3 separate regions of the Mus musculus genome follow, and regions 1 and 2 are each linked to region 3. The links are chromatin loops, found by intact Hi-C in ENCODE. Cell type or tissue: heart. All regions are shown on one strand. Each heading gives the region's core, and the rest is flanking DNA. Links, peaks and the distances in the headings are about the cores only.

Region 1 (7,655 bases), core at 955-5,954, 50 kb before region 3:
CTTTGGCAAATAGCATGGTAGGCATGAAAGATGAAGTGGAGTAAATATTAGGAAGACACAGGAAAGTGGGATTCGAGAGAGCAAGTATGATCCCGTCTTTTGGGGAAAACAGAGTGATTTGTGTATGTAAAGGTTGGATGCAGCAAAAATAGAGAGTTGAAGATACCCATGCAAAGAAAAACCTGATATTTGCAGGTCTCACAAGAACAGAAGTATGTACTCCTTCCATACGTCAGCTGGAAGTGTGATAATGACTGAAGAAAGGGTGGTGGGGCAAGAAGCAAGGAGGGGCTTTAAGGATCTGTGATGGCTATTTCCAGTTTTCAATTTGACTATATCTGGAATGAACTACAATTCAGAAATGGTGGACACACCTGCAACCCAGATTTGGAGGCTGGAAGACACAGGCTTTTGATCCAAATCTTGAGGCATAGTAGCCCTGAAAACCTTAGGTCCAGGCAAGGTAGTACACACCTTTAATCCCTCAAGATGGTGGCAAGCAGATCTGGGTTCAAGGCCAGCATGGGACAAAGCAAATTCTAAATCCAGGCATGGTGGTATACACCTTTAATCTGGACCATAAATTCTGCCGGAGGCCTTCATAAGGAGATTGGAAGAAGGAAGGCTTTTCTTCTCTTTCTCCTTCTTGCACTTATTTTCCAGGACATCTGTTGGAGCTTCTTCAGGATTACAGCTTATATAGAAGACCAGCTGAAACAACTAGTCTCTTGGAACTGAGCAACTACTATATTCTTAGACTTCTCATTCACAGCTGTTTATTGTTGGGTTAGTTGGACTGCAGACTGTAAGTTATCTCAATAATATAATATAATTTCCTAAGTTCTGTGACTCTAGAGAGCCCTGACTAATACAGAATCCCTACCTAGTAGTTTTGTTTTGTTTTGTTTTGTTTTTTTTAAGTAAGAAGTAAAGTCATCCATTGGTGGAGTTTTCCTCAACTATATATGGCAGGTGTTGATAAAGCCATTAAAAAAAATGAGGTTGGTCTTATGTAGGGATATGTCCTAGGTTGAACCCACCTGCAGGTTCATGTTGCAGTAATGAATCTTATGATACACCCCCTTCATTGTACTTAATGTTCTTTACATGGCAGGAATCAAAAATATAGTATGTTTCTCAAACTCATCCTTTTACCCAAATGATCAGTCACTAGCAGCAGTGCTAGAGTACCCTAGCACACAGACGCAAGCATGGACTGTAAGCCACCTGAAGGGAGTATGGATGTCTGAGCTGAAACTCCTAGTGCAGCATCACCACAACCTAGAGTCTCCAGCATTCACAGGGGCAACCGCTAAGCTTTGTTCATCTCGATTTCTGAATTAACCCCTCGGCGAACCACTTGTTTCCATACCACTGGCAATTTGAGTCTTCATCATCTTTTACTTGGCTATTCTACAATTCCAACTCTCCATGGAAAAACTGGTTATATCACTGTCCTAGTTAAAATTATCAGTGACTCCACAATTTCCTTTATGAAAAAGCCTATGCAAAGACAGTAAGCTAATTTTCAATGAATTTCTGATAGGACTTCTCAATCTCTCCTCACCTCTGGTTTATTCATATATTAGTTTCTTCCTTAATCTTGATGCATATTAAGTCCATCGGTATACATCTCAGAGTGCGGTTAGTGTCAAACTCAGATATCTTATATTTTTCCTATGCATATATATCTATTATAAACTCTAATTTATAAATTAGGTACAGTAATGGCAACAATTATATAATATAATAGTTATAAAAAATGGTGGACCCTTTATACTCTGCAATGATACTAAGATCCATGTATGCTCAAATGTTTTATCTTAGTTGGTGTTATTTGCATATAACCTACATACATTCTCTGTACCTATTTCTACATTACTTATAATAGTTACACACTATAAATGATATGTAAAGAATTCCTATACTACATTTTATAGTAAAACATGACAAGGAAAATGTACAAGTTTGATTGATATATATATATATATATATATATATATATATATATACACACACACATATGTATGGAAAGACAGACAGACATAAGAGAAAGTTATTTTCATGTAGCTAGCCTAGCTCAAACTCAGTATATTGTTGAGTCTATCTTTTAATTCTTTGATCCTTCTGCTTCAACCTCGGGAGTGTTGATATTATAGACGAACACTACCATACCCAATTTTAAAAACATTTTGATCTGTGGTGGTTGAACCTGCACAGGCAGAGCTAGAGGATCTGGAGGGCCAACAGCACTATAATAAATCATATGTGAATCTCTCTCTCTCTCTCTCTCTCTCTCTCTCTCTCTCTCTCTCTCTCTCTCTCATGCTTATAAGCATGATTTGTCAATACCTACATGTTAAGACAAAATGGAGTGATTGATGTATTGTGATGTATTGTAGTATGCTGCTACTTGGTAAGGGTCACTTGAAGGTGAGCACTGACAGACAGATCTGATGGCCCAGATTGCAGCTTGGGTACACTGTGACTATGGGTAGTTGAATGATGTTCAGGATCGGACTGAACAGGACTCAGAAAGATTTCATAACATTCTAAAATTCAAATTTAGGTGTTCTTTAATTCGAATCGTTCACCTAATATTTTCAGGCTTTGACTGGTCAGTGGTTACTGAGACTTCATAAGCAAACTCACAGGTAAATGAGAGACTTGCTTTCCCATTGCTGTATCCTGTTTCCTGACACAGTATTCAGTTCTAGAAGGCCTTTCTCTTCCAGTTGTTTCCGTCTTTAACTTTTCTGTGACCAATCCATGTTTGTCTTTCTTAGTCTAGTGATCCTCAAGGAAGTTCTTCTGATGCCCCACCCAACCTGAGGGAGGTGCTCTCCCAGGTAGCTTAAAAAAGCCATCACTCTTTTGTCCTGTTTCCTACAAGGGTCTTTTTTTTTTTTTTTTTTTTTTTTCTCATTCCTATATCCCAACACGGTGTGACTCAACAAGGCATTCATGACCTCTTTTTGGAATAACTGAAATCGAATTATGAGCCCCAAATCCTTAAGTTTTTACGAAATCGCCCATCCTCTCTGTTCAGTGGAAATTAAAATGTCTCACATATGCTAAAATGTGTGTACCACCACGACCATGGTAGCTGGCTTCAGAGAAATAATCAAATTCCATGAGAGCAGGGTTAAAGAATGGCTGGCTTGCTGGAGAGGGGTCCCGGGGCAGGGCCCACACTGGGCGGAGCGCTCGAGAGGGAGGCGGGGACTCTAGGTTGTGGCCCTGCCCACAAGAGGGCGACGGAAGGGGCTCAACTCAAGCGCGGAGCGCTCGGGAGGAAGGCGGGGTCTCCGCGCGGCGGCCCCGCCCCGGGGCGGTGCCGGGCGAGGGGAAGGCGGGGCTCGCGGCGAGGAGGTCTGCTTCGGAGGCGGCAGGGTGGTTTGGTCGGGGGCCCAGCGGGTGGCCCGGGTCACCGCCCGTGCTTCGGCGGCCATCTTGCCCGCGCCCGTCTCCCGCGGCGGGAGGGGCGGCGTACAGGCCGGAAACGTCTGTGTGGCGACAGGCCACCTCCTCAGGTCAGTGAGTGCGGCCCGGAGCGGGTGTCTGCGTGAGGCCCGGGGTGGCAGCCGCGGCCGCTTCCTCAGAGCCTCGCCGGCGGGTGGCGTTCCGCTCGATCAGTGCGATGGTCACGGCACCGGGCTGCTGGCGGGCCTCGTGTGGAGCCTTGGGGCGTCCCGCGGCCGCGTGGCGACCGTCCTCCGTGCGGCCGCGCCGGGAGTGCGGAGCCGCGTCCCCCGCCGCCCAGCGGCTCAGCCAGGTGTCTGGACCGTGGGAGTCACGATCAGATTCCTGGTTTACCCGGAATAACAACACGATGAGTTCCAGTTGTACCCAATCAAATCCTTGTTAAAGGGCCTGTCACCCCCGTGAGCTCTGTTCCCTACCGACACGAATAATGCAAATTCCTTGAGAGGAATGGCTCAGCAAACGACTGCTCTTGTTGGCTTTTTTGAATAACTATAGTTTAACGAAAATATAGATGCGCAATGTCTTGTGGAGATGGTAGTACTCCAAATTTCCTGAAACTGCTATCGTTTACTTAGCGCGGAAAGAAAGACGACAGACCATATAATTGTATGTTTTGCGTTATGACAGTGTTTTGAATGTGTGCCCAGTTGCCACGTGGGGTTAAGATGCTTTGTAAGTGTATAGACTGGATTCCCAAGATTTAATAAAAATATAAAAACTTTCGTATTTTTTACAGTGTTGTATATTTTAAATTATTTCTTATTTGATAGGTTAAATTAAAAGATATTCTAAATTTCGTTTGCTACTTCTGAAATGTGCCCGCTAGAGAATTATAAGTGGTGGTTCACTAAATTTCTTTTGGATAGTGTTACCCATGTTCTGGTGGTGACTTGTGGGGAACCATTGAAGGGAAATGAACACTGACTAAATTTGAAGGTGAGGACCTAAATTATTGCCATCTCTTAGCCCCTCCATGGATTTGGCAGTTGTCTCCAGCATCTGAAAGCATTCACTTCCAGGACTGGTTGAAAGAACTAAATAGGGACAACAACATCTGTATGAAGCAGAGAACTCAACTGTGATGAGTTGGTGTTAGAACTTTGTGTGGTGGAAATTACTTAGATGTTACCCAAGTCATAAGGGACTTGTAATCGTCTAAACTAATAAGTGCATGAAAGACTTTCTGAGCCCTTACTGGTTTTTGTTGTTGTTTGCTTGTTTTGTTTTTTGCTGTCCTCCGTATTTATATTATGTATGTTAATAAGCAAGGACCCATTTGTATAGAGTGTTAGATTTCTTAACAGGATGGTTATAGACATACTGGTTTTCTAGGGCCATCTTTGTAATGTGCAACTCTATGCAGGAGCGCCAGCCGAGCATTTAGAATGACTAGCAGTTAGAAGCTGCTATGTCACTCCTTGACATTTTCATTTTGCACTGGGCCCTGCTCCTTTCTTTAGCACTGGTCGAAGATGGAAGTTGACAGATAGGCACAAAACCAAATCATCTGTTCTTCTGTTTAGTCACATTACTTCTGCAGTTAGGAGCTGGAATCAGTAAAGCTGTATGTACATGCTTCCTGTTCAGCCAGCTTTCTCCACTCTCAGACAACTCAGGATCCCCTTGCCTACTGGAATTGTACCACCCACAATAGGTTGATCTTCCTCTACTTAATATAATCAAGGTGGGCCACATGCCAACCTGATCTACACGCTCCCTCCTTGAGGTCCTCTTGTCAGGTGCTTCTGGATTGTGATATTTATTTATTTATTTATTTAGACAGGGTTTCTCTGTGTAGCCCTGGCTGTCCTGGAACTTACTCTGTAGACCAGGCTGGCCTGGAACTCAAAAATTCGCCTGCCTCTGCCTCCCAAGTGCTGGGATTAAAGGTGTGCACCACCATGCCCAGTGGATAAGTTGGTGATTAAAAGTAACCATCGCATACTGTAGCCTTATTGTTCTTTGTTTTTGAGACTGGATTTCCTGTGTCTGAGGTCAACTCTGATTCTTGGATCCACTTCCACCTCCCAAATGCCAGGACCAAGGTGGACTTCACCACAACTAGCTTACAGTAACTCTTTTGAATTGGATTTTTCTACATGGCTTTGTTTTGTTTTACCATATATAATTTGTATTAGGAGTAAGATTGTAGAATGGAATCCTAGGCTAACGTGTGTTTATATAAGTATTGAGTTTTTCTTTTCTGTTTTTTCAGGGACATAGCAAGAATCTCAAGACATGTTTCAGAAGCTCCCTCTATTTGTGAGAATCTAGGTATGGGCACTATCCCTTACTCTAGGTGCTATCTAGTTTTCTTTGCTATGGATATGATTTTCTTCTCCCTCATTTTTTCAGTTTTCAAACTTTCGCTATTGTATGTGTCTGTTCATTAGAATGCAGCTTTGTTAGAACAGGGTTCTTATCTGCCCCTAGCTATCACTGTATTCCCATAATTGAGAACAACGTGCATACAGTGTGCTAAATAAACAGCTACAGAATAAACAATACAATGTATTAAAGCAACCCATTTTTAGGATGCTTACTTTGGATCTTCCATTTCTAGAACCAACTATAACAGTGATAGCTTTGTTCTTAGAGTTAGGTTCTGTTGCAAAAAAGACACGTTGATTCTTCAGGAGTAGGAAAAAGTGGAAGCATGAAGAAAGCATAAAACCTTGAACTAACAGTTGTGAGAAGTGTCCATGGACCCCTGAGCACAGGCCTGCACTAGGCAGACATTAACCATCGACTAACTGGGTAGTTCTATGTTATGTATTAGAACTATAGTGGAAACAAAAGATATTTCATCTTTTGTATTAGAAGGCCTAATCTAGTACAAGAGACTTAGCTATGAGGTTTAAAGAGAGAGAATACTATTTGATGAGAGTGTATTTCTAGACAAGAGAACATTTGCAAAGATGAGAGATGGCTGGGGAAAGGAGTGAATTCCAAGAACTGAAGAAAACAATCAGTGTAGCTAAAATACTGCAAGTAAGATACCAATACTGGTATCCCAGGCAGTCAGAGCAACAGGTAGGGGCTGAAGGTATTTATAGATCTGTAAATTACTTGTGTTAACTGGTTGCTTGTGTTATACAATGATTATTCTGGTATGAAGAAATGACATAGTATAGCGCTTGCTACACCCCCATGAAGCCATAAGTTTTTGGATCCTCAGAATCTATGTGAAAAACTGGGCATGATAATGTGCGCCCAAGATTTCAGCACTGGAGAGGCAAAGACACGAGGATTCCTTGGATTTGCTGGCCAACTAGTATTGCCAGCAAATTAGTGAGCTCCAAATTCAGTAAGGAGCTTTGGCTCAAAAACATAAAGTATACAAATTGAACTGGGTGGGTTATCTTAAAAAAAAAGAATAAAAATTTGGGAGGAGTGAGGAGGAAGAGTGAATATGTTCAAAATACATTGTATGTATGAACTTCTCTGTGAATTCATGAAAAGTAAGGTGCCATGACTTACATGACCTACATATACACACCTGTACACATGAACACATAAACCATATATGCTCACACATGCACAACACAAAGGTTATTCTGACTCTTTAAGGATCGTAGTAAAGATGAATTGTTGAGATAGTGCCACACACTAGAAATTATATGTACCTTGATCTCTCATAGTTAGTCTATAGCACCTTGAGAATATGTTCACTGTAATACCCTGAGTCGAGGAAGGAAAGAAGTAAATAATTTGAATAAAGGAAAGACAACAAAGTGGAAAAGGAAATAAAGAAGTGATATTAAGAATATAATTGAAATGACTGATCCTAGGTTTCAGAAGTGTTAAAGAAGAAAATAAAGCCAGTATGAGAATTTCTGAATGTTTTTTTCAAATCTAAATTATATGAGTTCTGGAGAGATGGCTCAGAGGTTAAGAGCGCTCTGCTCCTGCAGAAGACATGAGTTCAGTTCCCAGCACCCACATTAGGTGACTCTCAACACCTGTAACTCCATCTCCAGCTGAGCCAACACTGCTTCCTAGCCTCTAAAGGTACTGCATTCCTGTGCACAATACCGACATTCACATACATACAGAATTAAAAATAAAAGACTTCTTAAAAGTTAGATAAATATGAAGTCTGTGAAAGTCTATATTAAGAATTCATGTCAAAAAATGTTTGCAAGATCAGGAGATAAAGCAGTTATGTG
Region 2 (7,655 bases), core at 955-5,954, 250 kb after region 3:
TGTGTTATGGTGGCTCAGTTATTAACACACCTTTAATCCCTCTGGCCAGAATAATGACATGTCCCTCCTACACACCTTTAATCCCAAACAATGAAGGTAAAGTTGGTTTGTAGAAGAAAGCACCCATGCTTGCAGGGGGACAGAGACAGAGAGATACAGACAGACAGACAGACAGACAGACAAACATGGATGGGGCAGCTTGAATCTGTTAGTGTGGAGAGGAGATTTGAGCCAAAACAGCAGAAGTTCAGAAAGAACTAGAAAGGGGCTAGCTTATTCAGCAGCAGGTCCCAGAAGCTGAAAACATTGTAGGCCTAGATTAGATTATATGGAAACGAGAAGTTTCCAGGGGCAGGCCTAGGTTAGCAGACTAGGGTAATAAGCTTGGAGATGACATGCCAGGACCTAATTACAGGTGATGGTTACAGGTAGTTGTGAAACATCACGTGGATACTGAGATTTGACTCTAGGTCCTCTAGAAAAGGAGCAAGTGCTTTTAACAGCTAGGCCACCTCCGCAGCTCTGAGTTTCCCCATTCTTAATATCTCACATTGGGGATAAACCTCAGCATGACTTTTAGGGGACAAATCATATTCAAACTGGAAGGCATTAAGTCTTAAAAGCATGGGTAGAAGAACCAAGCAGATGGAACTGGTAGTTCTACAAGGCCTCACAATTTTTTCATTCTGTTCTCTCTCTATGAGGGGCAGCTTATTGTTAATTGCATGTAGTTGGAAACGTCTCCTTTCTCCTGTTCTAGGTTAGTCTATGGATGGTTCTGGGATTTGCAAATTGTTGTTCCATAAATATCCAAAATATGAGGCCTGAGAAAAGAGGTGTTCATTATTATAATTTTAATTACATGCATTTAGTTTGGATGGAGTGTTGTGCATGTTTGTGTGTCTGTCTGTCTGTCTGTGTGTGTGTGTGTGTGTGTGTGCTTGCACACTTGAGTAGATCAGAAGAAATTTCTGGTAACTCCTGATGAGTTACCAGAAAGTGAAAATAATATTGTAAGATTAGATAGTATCTGGGGGTAACTTAATGGCACAGCACTTTGAGCAGCCTATGGAAGGCTCTGGGTTCAATTTCTTGGGCAAACTGCCCCTATCTTTCTATACTGAGTTCTGGGGAATCACACTCATGTGGTCAGATTTGACCAAGTGCTTTCTTTTTTACCCACTGAGCCAACAAAGGTGTTTCTAAAGTTATCAACTTGTGCTTTCACTCCCTCAGGACAGAGCAGTGTAGTAATGGGTTTATAACTAACATTAGGCCTTATGTAACAAGTTCAGAGGTCATTACACTCACACTCAATGAACAGGGAAATTGCACAGGGCCTGTCTATGCTACAGTAGTATAACAGTGGACTTCAAACCCAGCAACCCATACTGTGGCTACAGGGTTTATTGTATCTGATGTATAGTGTTTAGCTAGAAATAAGTCTGTAATAATATTTACTTTTTCCAATGCTTCTATATTCTCTTGGCTTTTGTTACCATCTGCAGTAAGAACAAATTATCACACATTTAACTAACAGGCATTTGAAGGCAGATGCTGCATTTATTGTAGCTCATTTAAATTCTTAGGTATGACCATCATGAGAATAAAGTTTTTAGAGGGAACCATATTTTCTTGAATAAAGAGAAAATGATTGGAATTTCAAAAAACTCATGATGAGTTACCAGAAAGTAAAAGTAATATTGTAAGATCAGATAGTATCTGTGGGTAATTCAATGGCACAGCATTTTGAGCAACCTATTCAAGACTTTGGGTTCAATTTCTAGCATGAGATGCATTAAAAAATTGGCACTTAAAAACTCATGCAAATTCTCTCATTTAGATTTTAGATACAACTTAAACTTATTACATCAGATCTGAATGAACAAGAAACCTAAAATTATGGCCAGCTCTATTGTTTTTGATCCAAACGAACTGCTACTGACCATTGCCAACGGTGGCTCACTATGACTTTAGAATCATGATCATCTAATGTGTTGAGGTTGGTCCAGAGGTGACCCAAGATGACATTTCTATAATGAAGCTGTGCTGTGATCAAATTACCAACGTTAGACATTTATCAGTAGTTTAAAACCTTTATACATTTTAGTATAACATTGTTGTAATCTTATTCTTGCTATTCCAAAAAAAAAAAACCCACCAAAAGAAGCCATTTATTGTTTCTATTCACAAAAGGTTATACTTAGTGAAACCATTAATCTTTAGATGAAAAAATTAATACAATAGACAAATTATGTCAAATTTTAAAGTTATTTTGTTCTATAGATAATTAAAGTATAATTTGTTCTAGAAAGTAAGAAAAGGGAGCTGCTAGTCATGTCTAAAAGCTCGTTTGGACATCTGTGAGCTACCATAAAGTCTCTTAATCAGAACACGCATCTTCTGCTTGGAGGTACTAAGGGCACAGGGCTTCTTCAGACGCCTGCCTGGGTCCCTCTGGCCTCAGCTTCCACTTAGCTGAGTGATCTCAGACAAGACAATTAGTGTCTTTGTGCCCCAGATAAAGCAGGGAGGATAATAACAGCACATACCTTGTGGATTATGTGAAGAACGAATGAGTTAACACATAATAATGTCCTTAGAACAGTGGCTAGCACGTGGTGAATGTTTAGTAAACATTAGCTATTATTTTTATATGTGATAAAGCATAGAACTATGACTAATATAGTAGGATATAGTACTAGATGCTATTTTTTGTATTTTGATTAGGCATCATCAATATTTTTTCTAAACAACAATTTACTGTGCTTCTTATTTTTTCTTATTTTTTTAAAAATTTTCATTTAATTTCATTTAATTTCTGTCTGACCACACAGGGAAGCAGAGAAAGGTGGCTCCTCTGAGTGAAACTGATCATTTAGTGCCTGGAATCAGGAAGCTTGCCAGTGTGGGCAGACACCAGGCAGACGCCAATCTGACACGCCACTTCTTTATTTTGTAAAATCTTATGTTTTTGTTTATCTCATGTGAATTAATAGGAGGTATCTGATGTAGAGCTTTAACTATTCCTGATTAGGGTTTTATATACTTTCTTATGCCCATCTAAAATCTTCGTACTTCTCATTTTCCTTGCAGAAGAATAACCCCCAGTGCCATCACACAGAGGAAATGACCACAATGAATTGTTACATTATGCCTGGTCTTTCTCCCAAGAGACCATCAGCTCCGGGGTAGTAAACTAGGTGCTCTCCATTAATAAATCTGATGATGCGATGCTGTAAATTTTCTTGTTGACGTGTACAATTCAGAATGTGATGTTCTCCACCCTACCCTGTAACGACAAACAGGTTGTAATGGCAGGTGCATTTTGTTCAATGTAGCATCCATACACTAATCCTGAAGTTGTTTTGATTCACAAGGCGACTAGGACACTTAAAGACATTTCTAAGATTAAAAGGGTTAAGGATCCTTCACTCAGCTTTAACTAAAACATCTCACCGGATGCAGGTGTATTTGCAAAATTAGTTTGGCTTCAGCGTCCTCAGCCCCAGGTTGTAGAGAGCACTGGAGGGTGGAATCCTTGTAACTTGCTTATCGCAGCGCGCGCGTGTCTTTGGGCGTCGGAGTCCGCGCAGGGCACGTATGGACCCACTTTTCTAACCTGACCCTCACCTCAAAGCCTGTCAACTCTTAAGTCCCTCCCTCCGCGCGAGGCCCGCCTCTCTCATCCACTTCCATGCTCCGCCCCCAGAGCGGAAACGTGGTACTGTAATTGGCCGAGTCTCCTCTCACTCCGACAATACAACCATTCCTTGGCATCCCGGAGTAGGGTGGCGCTGCCAATCACAGCGCTCGCAGCCGCAGGAGCCGGGTCCGGAACGCCCAGAGGCGGGGCCGGAGGCGGGGCGCCGACACAGGATTAGTTGCCATTCCGAGTGAGAAGCGGGTCGAGGTGGCGGCGGCAGCGGCGGCGGCGTTTGCGGTGGCGCGGGTTACGCGCAGCGCGAGGCGCCTCGAGGCCCCTTTCTCTCCTCCGAGGCTAAAGTCCCGGCGCTGCCCGTGGTCGCCGAGTCGTGTCGCGCGGGCGACCCCCCGCGAGGGCTGAGCAGCCGCGGGAAGCGGGCGAGTGCCCTGTCAGCGCGATGCCCGGGGCGGCGGCGGCGGCGGCCATGGGCTCGACGCGGGCTCTGCCGTGAGCGCCCCGCAGAGCGCCGCGGGGCGGTTGAGCCGTTGGACGTTGGCCGTCGCGGCGTCCCCTCCCCCTCGGCGGCGGGGTGCGCGTCGGAAGGGGAGCCCCGCGGCTCCGCCCCTCCCCGCCCCTCCCCCGTACACATCGCACGCACCGCGGCGCCGGCTCCCACACGCTCGCTCGCGCGCCCGCCCGCCCGCCCGCCCGCGGAGCCACCATGTCCACTGCGTCCTCCAGTTCCTCTCAGACCCCTCACTCCGCGCCGCAGAGGATGCGGCGCAGCACCGCGGGCTCCCCGCCCGCCGCTGCCGGGAGCGGGACGGGGCCGGCCGGGAGCTGCGCACCGGCTGCGGGAGCCGGTCGGCTGCTGCAGCCCATCCGCGCCACGGTGCCCTACCAGCTCCTGCGGGGCAGCCAGCACAGCCCCACGCGCCCGGCCGCCGCCGCCGCCACCGCCGCCGCCGCGCTCGGCAGTCTCTCCGGGCCCGGAGGGGCCCGCGGCCCCAGCCCGTCCAGCCCGACTCCACCGCCGGCCGCTGCCCCAGCCGAGCAGGCGCCTCGCGCCAAGGGCCGCCCGAGACGGTCCCCCGAGAGCCGGCGGAGGAGCAGCTCACCTGAGAGACGGAGTCCCGGCTCGCCCGTGTGCAGAGGTAGCGAGCCCAACCCTCCCGTCCTCCCGGGCTGCGTCTCCCCGACGGTGCCCTGCGTGGAAAACTTCAGCCTCTCCGGGCTTCTGTTTGCTAGTGCATTACCGAAGGTGTGAAAGTGGCTTTGGGAATCTCACCCCCCACCCTGAGGTCGCTGCAGGGCTTGGAGGAGCGACCTGGAAATCAACTTTTATCCGACCCTCACACCGCCACTCAGATTTTATCTTGCATCCCTCGCCTGCAAAAGAAAAGTGTTTCGGTTTAATAGCTTATTAGCTTTCTGTGTTTGGAGCCGGGCAAGGAGGAGCCGTGTGAAACCCTTAAACACGCACACAAACTCTCTAGCGGGGCATAAGGTGGTAGTGGTAATCTCTGCAGCCTTTGTGCTTTCCCACAAAGTTCTTGTCTGGAGTATGTTTGTGTTTTGGAGACTTGATGGCGGTAGTTAGGTTGTTAGAATATCCTTTGCATGTGTAGGGGAGGCAGTTTAAAGTGTATGCTGTTTATCCATCCTCTCCTCTACTTTATATAGTCATGTATTAGATCACTACTGCACTACAAATGGCTTATGCCGGAATGGTGGTTTTCGTGGTGAATTTCTTAAAGCCTGTTTGTGGAGTGTGTTCACTTTTTCCTTGCATCTTTAAGTATACTTAGCAGTTCAGCTGAGCTGTGTAGAGAGATCTCCTTTCTTTTTTGTTAGGTATCAAAGGTAATGGTGAGTGGGAGGATGTTGTGGACTCCCCTTAATGTTTTCTGTTTGGGTTTGGTTTTGTTTATGCCTAGGGACATACTGCATGAACTAGTTGACTCCTGGGGGAGAAAAAGAAAATTAGGCAAAACAGGGACGTAACCGGCCATAAGGGAGAGTCGAGTACCTAATATTCTTAGATACCAGCCTAGAGCTACAGTTGCTGCTGCTGCTGCTACTACTGCAGCATTGTGGAAGGAATCATTCGGAGTAGGGAAAGAAAACAACAAAAAAGCCTGCTCAGAAGGGAAATACTACCAAGCTTCATACAATGTTTGTGTGGTATGTGGGGTTTTTTTGTTTAAGGTGGACGTTCTTAAGGTGTTTAGAGTTAGGGAAAGGGATTGCAATATGATAGATCAAAGTTTAGGTATTTTTAGCTTTAATTTAGATGTGTAATTAGCATGTTGCTAAAGCACTTGCTTTCAGATCCCTTGATGGTAAGCCTCTGGGTAGGATGTTAGTGCGGTGGAATAAGTGCAGGAGCACCAAGAAATACATCCTGTAATCTGTATGCACCAGGAGGGAATTGCTCCCCACTCCTCCCCCAGGTCAAGCCAGCTGCTGCAGAAACTGACATCCTCCAGCAAATCCTGAATGAATGAATGAAAACAACGTGATCGCCCTAATAATGACCACAACTGAACACACATCCTTGGGTGTATTTTATGGAAAACTCCACCATTTTCTAACAGATTAATGCCATATGCAACTCCCTTGCACATTTTTTGGAGCTGTGTTAAATGAGAGGTAACAGAAAGAAAAGCAGCAGCAGTCACAGCCGTTTTTGAATGATTTAGCTTTAACAGTTTGTTAATGGGAGTTTGGGGGGGTTTCTTTTAGGAACAATGTGAAAATAAAATAAAAATAGGAATTGTAGATTGTGTGCAGAGGATTTTGTGGGCTGTGTTTGAGAAGTTTTGGCAATTGCTGCAAAAATACAATGGGCACCTAGCACCTCCTTTCCTTTTGTTGATAAACAGTAACATCTTAGCACAGATAATAGTACAACTTGTTTTTCTACATCCTTCAAAAGCCCTAATTGCTTAGGAATTACATGCCCCATCATGAAGCAGTTTTAATGAAATTTGTGATCAGGATTAAATTCTACTCTTTGTTGTAGAATGGCACACCAGAGTTTAATGCAATCACGATGAAAACACTTGGTTTTGAGTCTGTTTGTGCAGTAGACAGATTTGCAGGGTCACAGCTTGTGCTAGGAATTGAGGAGCTTTCTGTGCTGTAGTTGTGCTATGTGTAGCATTAGGTGTTTTGTCAGTTTCTTGCATTGAAGTGATTTTTGAAAGCATGCTCTTGTGCTCCTAGTTTCTTGATTGTATTATCACTATGTTATTGGTCCACATTCTGCCTTGTTCTCCTCTGCCCATATTGAAAGTACAACATGTAAGTAATACGTTCTGTCTGCTTAGCCACTTCAAATCTCTCCTGAGACTTAACAGTTGCAATGAGTTTCCATTGAATTCACTCAGGTTCCGGCGTCAGGGGGTTTTAGTCTCCATTGACCAAAGCGCTGCTGCTGCTGCTGCTGCTGCTGCTGCTGCTGCAGACACTGACACTGACATCACTCTACTGCATGAATGAAAAACAACAACGTGCACCGTTTCTTCCTCTGCTCGCCTCCTTCCTTTTTTGCACCTCTCAAAGTGGGAGGCTAGACATTATATTATGTCTTGAGAAATGACACACAACACTTTTTAGGTAGACATTGACTCGGGATATGTATTTCATGGAGATGTACGTTGTTTACAAAAAGCTTTCAGAGCTCTGGGAATTTGGATTATGGGTGACAAGGAAGCATTCAGAATTTTATTCCCCTTTTGTCTAACTATGGAAGAAAGTATAGAAACTAAGTTTTCTTATTCTTGTATCACAAAGAATTGTAAGCAGGATTTTGAATCCAGTGTCTGTTTTTCTCATAAACACTCCTAGCATGCATATTTATGGGGTTAAGCTAAGTAAGAGTTGGTGCTTGGGTCAGAAAACGGGGAGAAAACAATGCTGTAAAGAGGAGCAACCAGTTTTAAGATTTATCGTATTGTACTTTAACATCCAACAGAAAGATAGTAATTCTCTTTGTTTTTGTACC
Region 3 (7,655 bases), core at 1,571-6,570:
AAGATGTACAATGAACACATCACAGCCTGAATCTTAATCTGTCTAAAAATTTTTTTCCAAATTAATGTCTTCATTTTGAATTTAACCTCACTTTGTCTCGGGACATAGACAAAAATCTAGGCAAATCCTTTCACAGAATGTTTTTCCAGTCTAATTCCCAACAGTCTCAAATCTACCTGAAATCTTATGAGCAGTCCTTATTCCTATCAGCATTTTGGTCTTTCAAGTTCCAGCCATTATGCATTACATTATTAATTATTACATTATTATTAGCTCACAATGTGCTAGGACTTCTCTTCTCAGTTCTCCAAACCTTGCAAATTCTTCTCCTGAATCCATTCTTAAGATTTAAGAACCACACAGATTTCTCATAGTAATCACCCTACTTCTCTGACTCCACTTGTATGTGTGTGTGTATAAATAACTATTTTATCATTGTGACAAAACACTTGATATTCACAACTTAAAAGGAGAGCTGATTCATGCTTTCAGAGGGCTTAGTACCTTAGAGATGACAGGGGATGGGAGAAAAGAGAGATTCATAACACTGGGGTGAAGAAGCAGCAAAGTGAGGAAGGGATCAGAGACCAGCTAGAACCCTGAAAGGCAACCCTCCAGTGACATACTTCTTTCATATCTAAAGTCTCCAGAATCTCTCAAATTAGTTTGACCTGTGGGAAGACATTCCAATATTCAGGCCCTAAAAATGTTAGATGAGAATTCCATACTAAGAATAATGGCAAGCTTAAAGGCACGAAGAAAAAGTCAAAGATTCTGCCAACCCTACGATCACCTGTTTGGCAGTGGTCTATACACATTTTAGAATCCAAAATGAAGAAATTGACAAATTGGATACACGCCTGTTCTTTTCATTCACCAAAAGCATTTTCTAAATAAGCTACTAAGGAATAATCAGCATGGTAGATGGTAAGAAAATCTATAGCATGGCTAGCTGGCCCAGGCTTCTATTTGGTAGATATAAGACCAAACCTTATAGTTACAAAACTCCAAGCTTGAGACTGAAAAATAAAAACAATTGACCAACAGCATCATATTTTGATTTTTATTATTCAGACTATATATTGAAGTATCACTTTTAAAAAAAGTTTATAAAAAGGCTTAGTTGTAAACTGTCATAATAGATTTACAAAAAAATATATATATATAAAAGAACAAATTAAATATTAGAAATTATAGGAGTCGCTCCATTAAACTGCAGGAGTCTTCCTTAATAGCCTTCAGTGTAGCTTCCTGGCAATCTTAAGAAACTGAAGAAGCTCATTCATGTTGTGGAAGCCCTACAGGGAAAAACTGAGGAAGCTCATTGATAATTTTCACAGCTTCATTGTAAAGTTCAAGATCTGAAAGAAACATTTAAGCAAACACTTAATCTACAGTGGACTCTGCAGTATCAACTGTTACCTGAAGTATTTCTATGTCTTTCCTTGTGAGAAGTCGACTTACTTTCACAACCCATGTTTATTTAACTGTGGTACTAGCAAAGACTGGAGAGATGGTAAACCATTAAAGTCGTTTTATGCTGGGGTCATACTTTCAGTGTTACTATACTGTTCTAGTGTCCAACTCATATATTAAAATATTAATTTTATCATATTTTAAGTCCTTTTTATTCTATAACTAGCGGTATTTATTGTTTTCTTTACACACAAGGAATGACTAATTTACAAGGTCTATTCTCATTTTATAGAAATTGAAAATATACCAAAACTGAGATTTTAGATCAAAAACCTTAAATAAAAGTTTTCTCCTATTCATGAGACTGCTGAACAGTACGGTGCTTTACTCACCAAAGCGATTAGTATCTTCCTTAAACAGGGTATAAGATGCACAGAGCACGGTCGCCTTGGCTGTGACTTTTCCAACTACTTCTACAATCCCAGAGATTTCCTCGTCAAGCTAAACATTGAACAAAATGTCATTTAGGTATATTTACCTTTTCAGGTGATAATGAGCTTGGAAAGCTGTTATAATGTTTCCTTGTTTTTCAGATTTATTCACAGTTTACTAATTTTTCATTGCAAAAAGAAATTTTACATTTAACCAACACAACAATGAAATACAGTTGTCAAAAATGCTGGCCTGAGTCCTGTTTCCTTTGGTAGTTCTTTACGTTCTGAAGATACAGTTGTACGTTTAAGTTGAAGGCAAAGACATTAAAAGACTCCGAGGATGTTCAGAGTTCCTGTAAACAGACCTCCTTATTTGTTTAAAAACTCACCGAGAAGAACTGTGGATAAATCTTACATGTTCTATATCAAGTAACCAAATAGTATATGGATTTGTCGGCATAAAATATCAAAGATGTTTTAAGCACATTAAACATAAAACTTTAAAAAATTTAGAAATATAAAAATATGCATGAATATATATATATATATATATATATATATATATATATATATGAAAATTAAACATAGAAAATAAAACTGACTAGCAATGCCACTTAGTATGAAGCAGGAGGAACACACCTGGGGCCAGCTCTTGAAGGCCAGGCTTGTGATTATGGAAGAAGCAGTTTAAAAAATTTTTCACATGTATTTTTTGGATTTTTTTTTTAAGGAATAAAAATTGTTATCCAACCAATACTTAAGGGACACTTTCAGAAATGTTGGAGCCCTAAGAATCACTAAAGTTTAGAAATGGAAATAAGACAAAATATGAGAGCATGAATTTGATTTTTAAAGTTATACAAGTGTAATCTTCACATTTCCACCCCCAAATCAGAAATAATAAGAAACCCCAAAAAATTAAATATGAGAGCATATCACTTAAAACATACTGGCTCCATCAATTCAATGGTTCCATTTTTTCCTTCTCCATCTGAAAGAATAAACATTTTTCCAGTGGGATGAATCTAAAAAAGGAAATCAAGACAAAAAGCCATAGATTTAGAAAACAGAATCTACAGAAATGAATATTTAAAAGATTCCCTGAAGTTTCATTTGGTTGAATATAAAGTAATAGGGGTTTTGGACAGTTTATTTGGTTCAAGTTATAATCTTATTACCTGATCAGATGATTGTAAGCCCAGTTAATTTTGAATTTCTAATAAACAACAAATATTTGCTTAGTGTTTTGTGTGGTTTCTTTTATTTGCAAAAGACACTTGGTACACTAAAACTAAACGAGGCTTTCACTGTCTAATGAAATTCTGCCAACATTCTTGATTTAGTACATCTCACAGAATACCTTCTTTTTGAGGGGTTGTTTGTTTGTTTGTTTTCGAGACAGGGTTTCTCAGTATAGCCCTGGCTGTCCTGGAACTCACTCTGTAGACCAGGCTGGGCTCGAACTCAGAAATTCACCTGCCTCTGCCTCCCGAGTGCTGGGATTAAAGGCGTGCGCCACCACCGCCCGGCTCAGAATACTTTCTTTTAAAATTAAGAACGATGATCTAAAAGAACTGGTTGCCAGATCTGAGGAAGACTTCCCTTGAAACTGAGCTCTGCCACTCGATGTGAGGTTTGAGCAGCTCAGTCAGCCTACCTGTTTAGTTAGAAATTCTTTTCCCTTAGAAAATGTGTGAATGAAATGACCTAGCAGGTAAGTCCTTACAGAGGATTTTCTTTCCCTCGGCACTCTCAATTTCTGGGCCTTTGGGCTTAATTTTTACCTATAGGAAGGACGAGGCTGCAATCTAAGACTGGGCTAGATACAAGGTATCTATAGAATATGGGAGGGGCTATCAAGAAATGTTTCATAGGGAGACGACTGCAAAGTAGAAAAACTAGGCCCATAAATAGAGACGGCTGCAAAAGACAGGGAAGCAAGAAGCTAAGTCTGGCTAAAACAAAAACTCGAACAACAGACAGAGGAGCCAGGTTTGTAAATACCTTCCTGGTAAATAAAGAAAGGGGGCGCGGAGCGCTTGGATCTAAAAGGTCATTCCAAACAGTTTTGGGGACATAAAAGAAGCGGCACCAAAATGTTGCTGCAATGGCTTAGCAGTTTCCACAAGCTCTTCTTGTGAAAACTACAGCAAGCTGGAGGGCAATGCTGCTTAAAGGTGACCTGCTCCCAGCCTCAGCTCCCGACCCCGCAGTCCTTCCCGAGTGGCCGTGGTCCCGTCCTCTCGCCCGAACCCGCATGCACCTTTTCCAGCTTCCCCACGAAGCACACGGGCCGGTCGATATACTGTGGTAACATGCTGGCGTTGACGCGCGCTTTGGGGAGCTGCATTATGTCCTCCATGATTCTGCCGCCAACACTCGCAACCCGCAGGAAAGCAGAAAATGATTGACGCCCAGCGGGCGGCCGCGCCAACCCGGGCAGATTTCCCGAACACCAATCAGAGGAGACGTACGCTCCAGACCCACCAATCAAATCCACGGGAGCATCTGGTTCGCTCGCACCGGGCTGGCGGAGGGGCTCAAGGCTTCCGGAAGTACTGGTAGACTGCCTAGTGACGCGCGGCGTTCCGGAAGTCACTGGGGCCGAAACCCGGCGGGCAGTGGAGGCGGGACTTAGAGGGGCGGGGGCTGAGGCCTGGGACCCGGGATCTGGAGCGGCCGAACGTCGACTTGACCCCGGAAGTAAGCTGAAGGACCGTGGTGGGTGGCGAGCTGCGGGCTGCGGCGGAGTCTCAGGTAGCTTTCTTGCGGGAGGTGTCTGGATCTCCGCGCCTCTCTCCTCCCGAGGGCTGAACCGTCGGGGTGGTGGGCGGAGTCGGGCTCCTGGTCCCGGAATGCCGCGGTGCGGGCACTGACAGTTGCCAGCTTTTGCGCGGGTGGCGCGGGTGCGTGCCTAACCTGGGGTTTGGGGTTTTTATTTTTGAGCCAGTTCTACCTGTAGAGAACCATCGTCAGTCTTTACCCCTCCCTCAGGAGGTTGTTGCTAGGAGACGTTGTGTAACGGACCTGCCTGCTTTACCCACTGGCAGCAAGAGGTGCTGCCCCTCTCTTTACCTTGGACCTTTTGCTAGCCTTGGCGGTGTGGAGGTGTCCATTTCCTCACCTCCTGGGTGCTGGCGTGCATTGGGGCTCCGGTAGAGGAGGACCCCCGGGAAGGACTAGAGATGACAGGCTTCACCAGCTGTTGGACCCAAGCTAGTGCTCCTCCACTGGCGTCACATTTTCTCTTTCTGCAAATGAGGGGTTGACTGCTTTGTAAGGTGCTAGATAACTCTAATTTTGGGTTGTAATACTATATCTAGTTCCCCGAAGTACTCAGAGCTGGCTGTCTGAAAGACAGTTTATTCCAAGATTTGAAGAAAATTGTCGGATGTGTTTCTGGTTCAGAAAATGACTGGATGCTGGTGGCTGTTGATTTTAGTAATTTCACCAGCAAGGGATTGGTACTGAGAAATTTCAAAATGAACGCACATAAAAATACCTTCAAAAGAGGTTGCAGAAATTAAAACATAATTTTAATTGCGTCTCATAATTATGTGGAACAGTGTCTGGATTTTTCTAAAGCCAAAGACTTATTAACCTTCAAATTCAGGGCTAATAACTCAGTTCCAATAATTCAGTTCCAATGTAGCCTGCTGTTGCTGCCTTAAGTAATAAAATACAAAGATCTGGTTCCATCTATTTAAGAGTGAAATCCAATCTCCCCTATTTAAACGATTGTTAGCTCTCCTTAGTGTTCATGTGACATTTAATATGTGTGTCTTAATTCTGTTGTGATTAAAACAAGTTTAAAATTTTTTTCCTTAGTTGTGGGCTGCATTTCCTTTGGGTGCTGGCAAGTCGGTATTGAGGCATTCATGATATAGCACTGCGTTTTCTACCCTGGTGCATAGCACCCTTTTAGTTCAGTGAAAAGTAACCAGCAAGAAGTAAGTTCCCAGTTCAGGTCTAGTTTGCTTTATCTGTGTGCTGCAAGCAAATGGTACCCTGTCTCCAGACATAGGTTCTTACCATCTAGTTGTGGTGGACAGCTCGGAGCATTGTAGAAAATCGTGTTGTTTGTGTGCCTTTGGGTCATCCTTCTCAAGAACTCTAGGGAGGTATATCACAGCCTTTCAGCCCTGAGATTTTTGTTTAGTAGCTCATGCCTTTAGGGGAAGCATTCTTTTCCCATGCAGGGTATTCCCATTTAAATTTCCTTTTAAAACCAGTTAAACTTTTCAATTAGCTTACAAAGTAGTAGGTTTTCCTGAGACCTCTTTATACATCCTTAGTCTTGGTTAGCCCAACCTCGTGTTCCCATCTCCACTTAAGCCTTTCACCCCCCAGTATTCTCCTCCAATGAACTACTTTTATAGCTCACATGTTCTACTATCTCTTACACTCCTTGAAATTTCTCTGTAGCCATCTTTGGCCTTTTGTAGCTTCCTGACCTCTAAAGATACCACAAATGTAAGCACACAAATCTAAAACCTTAAAACTAGGATCCATATGTGAGAGAGGACACAATGTTTGTCTTCCTTGGCCTGGGTTACCTCATTCACTATAATAATATTTTCCAGCCCCTTTATTTTTTTTGTAAAATTCATAATCTCATTTTTTTCTGTATAGCTGAATACAACTCCATTGTGTATATGTATTGTGTATATGTATATGTATTGTGTATATGTGTACGTATATGTATACATATTTGTTCATTGGTAGCTGGACATTCGGGATGATTCCATTTCCGAGCTATTGTCAATAGAGCAGCCATGAACATGGATCTCAGAGCATCTCTATAAAAGAATACTGAGTACTGTAAATGTAAGCCCAGGAGTGGTATGGCTAAGTCATATGGGAGTTTTCTTTTCAGCCTTCTACGAGACCTATACAGTGACTGCCAGTCTTACTGATTTTTCTGCCAAACCTAGCTTGTGTAGAAAAGGTTTATTTGGCTTCTATATCCCGAATCATAGTCCGTTGAGGGAAGCCAAGGCAGAAACTCAAACTGTGCTTCTAGAAGTCAGAGCTGATACAGAAGCCATGGAGGCTGACTGGCTTGCTCCAGAGTTAGGGTTAGGGTTAGGGTTTGATAACTTAAAATTATAGATTCATGTTTTGTGGAACTTTTTATTGTTGATTTCTGTGGTTTGGTTTCAGGCTGTGTTTCTCAAGAAAAGATTTGTTTCCTTGCTTGCACAATGTTTGGCCCCAGGCTTTGTGCCTCTTCACTGTGGGACATAGTTAATTAAAACCCAGGATCCATCGGGAGTATCCATCGGAAGTCAGTACTGGCCATGAAAAAGATACTCGTTGTTACTACTTGGATATTTCCCCCATAGATTTTTAGCCTTTCCTTCTTTCTGGACTCAGTAAAATTTCCTTATCTCTTAATGGTTTGGCCATGCATTTTAAAATGGTACTAACATATCCCAGTGTTTTTACATAGGCTGTGCTAAGATACAATTTTTCTAGACATTTGATTTTTCATTTTACCAGAAATAAATACACACACACACATACACATATATATGTGTATATATATACACATATGTATGTATGTATGTATATATATATATATATATATATATATATACATACTAGTATTATTTTTAGCTAATAGTATGCCTAGTTTTTTCATCTCATGAGTGTTACTTAAGAGAAACAAAACAACAAAATAAAGAGAGCTTGTGGGGGAATTCTAGTTGCTGAAGACAACAAATATAACTATACTCCAACCAGAGCTTGGATGTATAGTAGCAGTAACATGTATTAAGGGGTAAAAGTGAATTGAAATGATAG

Evidence for each region. Peaks named below come from ENCODE experiments on the same cell type or tissue, not always from the same donor. Only the 100,000 strongest peaks of a DNase experiment are listed, where the experiment ranks them.
Region 1: it touches region 3 in a loop (6-fold over the local background); 11 of 42 quality-filtered maps call a loop at or near these places.
Region 2: it touches region 3 in a loop (3.0-fold over the local background); 6 of 42 quality-filtered maps call a loop at or near these places.

Annotation. Positions count from the first base shown.
Region 1 is chr6:8,205,879-8,213,533 of GRCm38, forward strand. Mios (meiosis regulator for oocyte development) reads left to right here and starts at 3,349. Exons shown (of 12, transcript NM_145374.2): 1 at 3,349-3,533; 2 at 5,702-5,760. In heart, for the core only: CTCF peaks have their summits at 3,246 (motif pointing right), 3,456 and 3,748; a DNase peak (open chromatin) is centred at 3,403; H3K4me3 peaks cover 2,056 bases; H3K27ac peaks cover 1,320 bases.
Region 2 is chr6:8,505,520-8,513,174 of GRCm38, forward strand. Glcci1 (glucocorticoid induced transcript 1) reads left to right here and starts at 4,081. Exons shown (of 8, transcript NM_133236.3): 1 at 4,081-4,800. The coding sequence starts at 4,368. A430035B10Rik (RIKEN cDNA A430035B10 gene) reads right to left here and starts at 3,642. Exons shown (of 2, transcript NR_040452.1): 1 at 3,460-3,642; 2 at 1,540-3,292. In heart, for the core only: CTCF peaks have their summits at 3,787 and 3,994; DNase peaks (open chromatin) are centred at 3,722, 4,092 and 4,782; H3K4me3 peaks cover 2,821 bases; H3K27ac peaks cover 2,591 bases.
Region 3 is chr6:8,254,887-8,262,541 of GRCm38, forward strand. Rpa3 (replication protein A3) reads right to left here and starts at 4,255. Exons shown (of 4, transcript NM_026632.4): 1 at 4,114-4,255; 2 at 2,801-2,875; 3 at 1,809-1,917; 4 at 1,050-1,361. The coding sequence starts at 4,212. The coding sequence ends at 1,279. Umad1 (UMAP1-MVP12 associated (UMA) domain containing 1) reads left to right here and starts at 4,402. Exons shown (of 4, transcript NM_001302354.1): 1 at 4,402-4,607. In heart, for the core only: no CTCF peak of the experiment used is centred there; a DNase peak (open chromatin) is centred at 4,355; H3K4me3 peaks cover 2,344 bases; H3K27ac peaks cover 1,735 bases.